Regions from separate parts of the Mus musculus genome. Here region 1 is linked to region 2. A link is a loop called in an ENCODE intact Hi-C map of the cell type or tissue named here. Cell type or tissue: left cerebral cortex. All regions are shown on one strand. Region 1 overlaps Pwp1 (PWP1 homolog, endonuclein). Region 2 overlaps Rtcb (RNA 2',3'-cyclic phosphate and 5'-OH ligase).

Region 1 (2,500 bases), 53 kb before region 2:
AGTCCTGGGGAGGAGAGAGAGACAGGCAGATTCCTAGGACCAGGCTGCCCAGCGAATCTCACCTATCTCCATCTTCCCAGGCTAGGATTACCTATATGCATGGTAGGTTCTAGAATTGAATTCAGGCCCTCGTGTTGGCAAATCAAACATTTCACTAACTGAGCAGTGTCCCTAACCCATTGATAAATGTGATCCCTAAAGGTATTTTCACCTTTTGAATGTTAATCATATTTTGACAACTTTTGGTTTTAAACTTCCATGTTTTCAGGGATATTTTGTTTAAAATGTCAATTATTTTTTAAATGGGGATTTTGTTCATACAATTTTCTATGATCAAAATATTTTACTAAATAGACAACAAACTGTCAAAGTAATACATAACCTTGTAAGTTTTGGTCCCAGTACATTCTCCCATCTATTTCCTTCAAATAAACTTGAACTTGTCAAGCCCATAAAGCCTTCTGGACTTAAGAGGTCCTAAATTAGCAATCTCACACCACCTCACAGAAAGGCTGTCCACTCCCTCCTCCCAGACTCCACCATTACTAAGCTGATTTCCCAAGTTTCAGGATGTTGGTACTTTTTGAAGTAATAGAATAAACTGTTCTATTTGTCATTGAAATTCACCTCACTTTGACTTCACTCTTATTTTCAGAATACCAGGGCATTTCTCAAGTCTGATCAGAACTTATTTAGTCCTTGTAAGCTTCCAAATTAGGAACAGAACCACCTGAGTGGTTTAATTTGTTTCCCACACAATGACTGTTGTGTGGCAGATAACTGGGAAAACACAGAATGCAGAGCTTTGTCTGACTGACATTTATCTAATTCTGTATCTTAAAAACTACCCTCACTCCTGTCGTGCTTTCTATAAGCTGCCACTGTGAAGATAAAATTAACACGTAATGTGCTTTCCCTTCTTGGTAAAGACTGAGGATGGCTTTGACCTTGAAATTAAAGCACCTGTTCTGCCCTGTATTTCAGACCGAGGACCTGGTTTTCCAGACCAGGTCTATTCATCCTCGGCGTCCAGTTGTCCTTACAGAGCTAGGATTACGGTGGGCTTTATGCCTTCCCTGGTCTCAGACAGGACCTTTGACTCCTGTTCCTCTACTTTTAACACATTGTACATACGGTAGCATGCAGCAAAACAGGATGCAGTCAATGACAAGGGTCCCATGGATTATAATGGGGTTGGAAAAATCTCTGATGAGCAAGTTACAGTATAGATACCCTTAACATTCTAACACAAAGCACTGCTCATGGTTTTGTGCCTGATACATATAATATAGTAACATATGGTATTACTTGGGGGTAAAACCACATGACAACACTATACCTCAGCCTCCCATACCAACGCCGAGGCCACACTGAATGACGGTCTAAGCCATCTGGTTTTGTGTAAATACACTGCTGTTGCAAAGCATTGCATTGCCTAGTGACATGATGAAAAGATCCTGTCTCACTATAAGCAACACGATCATAACTGCTTTAGCATGACTCAGACATAGGCACTGTATTTGTGGGGCTCCTATGTAAAATTGCAACTGGCTTCAGAATCACCTGTAGCAGGGAGCCTAACAGGCTGACTAGACCCCTGGGGCTTCATAGACCTCAAGCAATATGAATGTGAAGCCAGACTTTGGAGGTCCTAAACAATATTGTGTATAAACAGGCCATTGCAGATTACTAAGCAGTCTCTCATTCTTTCTACAATGCCTCCAAATTGCTGCCTCTACTGGCATGCTGAACCATTGGTTGGTCTTCTTGTTGTGTTTTGTCTTTTGATTTAAAACAGGGTCATATAGTCCAGGCTGGCCTTGAACTTGCTGCAATCATCCTGTCTTAGTCTCCTAAATGCTAAGATTACCAGCTTGCGTCACAATGCCTTAGATGGTTTCTGGGCGGGAAAGTGTCTGAGGTCTGTGGCCTAAGACCCTTCAAGTGTACATACATATGAAAGAAAAACTAAGGAACGACAAAAATAACACCGGTGCCATCCCACCCACTGACTGGTGGCAACGGAATCTACTACACTAGCTGCCTTTCACACTGCTCACCACTGATGGGTGTTCTGAAAGCTGTTCCACTTCTCAGAGGTGTACTTAGACAGTGGCTAGGGCACTGGCAGTGTTGCCTAGTGGCTGAGTACCTTGTAGGCATCCATCATGTTTCTTCTGCATGAGTCCTTATCCAAACTTAGCTATTCGAAAAAGGATACCAGTCATTGCATAGGGATTCAACGTCAGGACCTCATTGTACCTTTGACTAAATGTCCAAAGACAGTTACATCTGAGATACTAGAGTGTAAGATTTTAACACCAATAGGGGAAGACAGTTTAATCCATAGAGACACTGGCTATGTATATAAAGAAAGATCATTCTTCGTGTGCTTCCAGAAGGTAAGTTGACGGGACAATTAAAGTTCATGGAACTAATGGACTTAAAGCGCTGCTGGCAGGTTTGATTCTCAGAAAACTGGTGAAAGCACTTCTTGCAC
Region 2 (2,500 bases):
CCAAATTTGTCCTAAACTGAAATGTAAGCATGCAACTGTGCAGAATCAAGGTTACAATGGGTCACCTTAAACTACTTCTACTTATTCTAAGTTTTGACCGTTGCAGGAGGTGTTGGCACACACCTTTATCCCAGCACTCAGGAGGCTGAGGGAAAGGCAGGCAATTTTCCGAGTTTGAGGTTAGCCTGGTCTACAGAGGGAGTTCCTGGACAGCCAGGGATACACAATTAAAAAGCAAACAACAACAGCAACAACAACAACAACAACAACAACAACAAACCACAAAAAGACAAAAGCATTTTTCCCCATTAAATTCTATTGTGTGTGCGTGGCACATACACACTGCACATGTGGAGGTTGGAAACAATTTGAAAGAGTAAGTTTTCTCCTTCAACCAGGCCCTTACAACCTACTTTCAAACATTATAACATAGATCTAGCTGGCAATAGACTTAGTCTCCAAACAAAGGGCAATATAAAATAAAATGAGATAAACCAAAATCAGAGCCAGGAGTGGTGGCTCACACTTGTGATCCTCGAATACAGGAGCCTGAGGATTGTTTCAAGGCCAGAGTAGGCTAGAGATGGCCTCCTCTGGGACAGTGAGCGGTGGGACATTTGTAAGAGGAGGAACAGAAAGGGAGAGGGTGAGTGGGCATGACAAAAACAAATCATATCTGTGGATGGAATTCTCAAAACAGCAGTAAGTGAGAAAACAAATATAAAACCCAAACGCCCCAACTGAAGTCACTGACAACCAACCAACCCTACCGCATCTCTGTAACACCAGAAACTCCAGTCTCTGCCCACAGGCATAAATCTTAAGGCTTCCTGGTAAAAACTTTCAGGACGCCACTCACCTCTTCCATAACCAGCTTGGGGGAAGCAACCCGGATTGCAATTCCCATGTCTGCCAGTTTGTCTAAGACATCTTGGAAATCTAAGTTACGACGTGATTTTGCTCTGGACAAAGCACGGCCCTAGAATGAGAAAGGAGCAAGGACAGGAATAAACCAGTTTATGCATTTCGAACTAAAGTCCACTTGACTCCAGTAGTGTTTAAGCCCTTGGAATTCTATGCCTTTTCCTTGATAATGAAATTCTCACCATTATCACATTCTACTATGTGCTTATTCTTTCCCCTTTTATGTTAGTGTGTATGGACATGAGCACATGTATGTACAAAAGCCATGGCGTGTGTGTGGAGGTCAGAAGTGGACTCTCTCCTTCCACCTGGTGGAGGCAGGGTCTCTAGTTTCTGCTGCTGTGAAGAACTCCAGGACACCTGCTATGTGAGCTTCCGGTGACTCTCTAGTCTTCCCGTCTTGTTGCAGGAGTGCTGGGATTACAGATGCGAGCGTGCTGGGCTGGAACTAGGATCACCAGGCTTGCAGCAAGAGCAAATAGCTAAACTGACAGCATTTCTTAGCAAGTTTTCATTCTTCTTACCGCTCCATGACAGGTTGTTCCAAAGGTCTCAGTCATGCCTTGTTCAGTGCCAGTCAGAACGTAACTACAGGTCCCCATGGTGCCACCAATAAGCACTGGTTGTCCTGTGAGCTGAGGGTACACAAAACCAACATTAAATTTTAGAAAGGCACATGCTTTTTATGCCTGAAATTTCTTGTGTTGCAGAACTGTACAAGAAACCTAAACCTCTAATCTCAGTGCTCTTGTGACTCAGTGCTCTTGTGACTCAGTGCTCTTGTGGCTATAATAAAGCACTACTTGGGATTTTCTAGCTCCCTGGGAAAAGAAAGAGAAGGAAACTATAAGGGTCAAGAACAGACAGAATGTAGTACAGAAAACACTCAAACTGGAGGGATGGATGGTTAGCATTTTCATCCATGCAAGGCACCTGCCCTCTCTGGACTTCTGTTTCCTCATCTGCAAAACCCCGAGAGTTAAGGGAAAGAAACACTGCAGTTGAACCTTTGTCGGCCTTACAATAACCCCCAGGCCATATAGCTCAGGGGAGTAAAGCATGCCTAGTGTAGCACTAAGACAGCACTCACTAGAGATGGGGTGTCACTGATGCAGAGTATAGGAACCACTGCTGTCACAGGGAACAGGAGATTTTCTTTACACAGGTTTTCCTGCTTTACTGAACCTGTATCAGAATTCTCTATTCCTGACCTCACTGCTCAAACATGAATGCAGGGTCACATACTTGATAATCCACAGCAATGAGGGGGTGGTGAGGCGGGAAAGCACGGGTGGATCCCTTCCTGTGCACCAGCAGCGTCCGTTCCTTCCCATCCACCACGTGCTGCTCCACTTTGGCGATATTGTGCGACACATCATAGATCACATGCAGGTCCAGGTCATCAGGGGTTGTGTTGAAGACTTTGGCAAAAGCCTATAGGGGAAGTTTCCATTATAAGCAGCCAGTTCTAGCTCTTGGGGACATAGTTTACTGCTTTCAGCTAGTGAATGGTGGACTTCAGAGTACTAAACACTAGTCACTCATCTTTATAGGAAGCACAGAGACTGCCCTTTAG

Evidence for each region. A loop is a pair of places that touch in the nucleus more often than their neighbours do. Peaks named below come from ENCODE experiments on the same cell type or tissue, not always from the same donor. Only the 100,000 strongest peaks of a DNase experiment are listed, where the experiment ranks them.
Region 1: it touches region 2 in a loop (2.7-fold over the local background); 4 of 42 quality-filtered maps call a loop at or near these places.

Annotation. Positions count from the first base shown.
Region 1 is chr10:85,888,478-85,890,977 of GRCm38, forward strand. Pwp1 (PWP1 homolog, endonuclein) reads left to right here. Exons shown (of 15, transcript NM_133993.3): 15 at 1-626. Among named protein-coding and RNA genes, the nearest start is that of Pwp1, 18 kb to the left of the region's middle. In left cerebral cortex, no CTCF peak of the experiment used is centred here; a DNase peak (open chromatin) is centred at 1,472.
Region 2 is chr10:85,941,040-85,943,539 of GRCm38, forward strand. It overlaps Rtcb (RNA 2',3'-cyclic phosphate and 5'-OH ligase), which reads right to left. Exons shown (of 12, transcript NM_145422.4): 9 at 2,170-2,358; 10 at 1,449-1,559; 11 at 860-979. Among named protein-coding and RNA genes, the nearest start is that of Gm48175, 13 kb to the right of the region's middle. In left cerebral cortex, no CTCF peak of the experiment used is centred here; no DNase peak of the experiment used is centred here.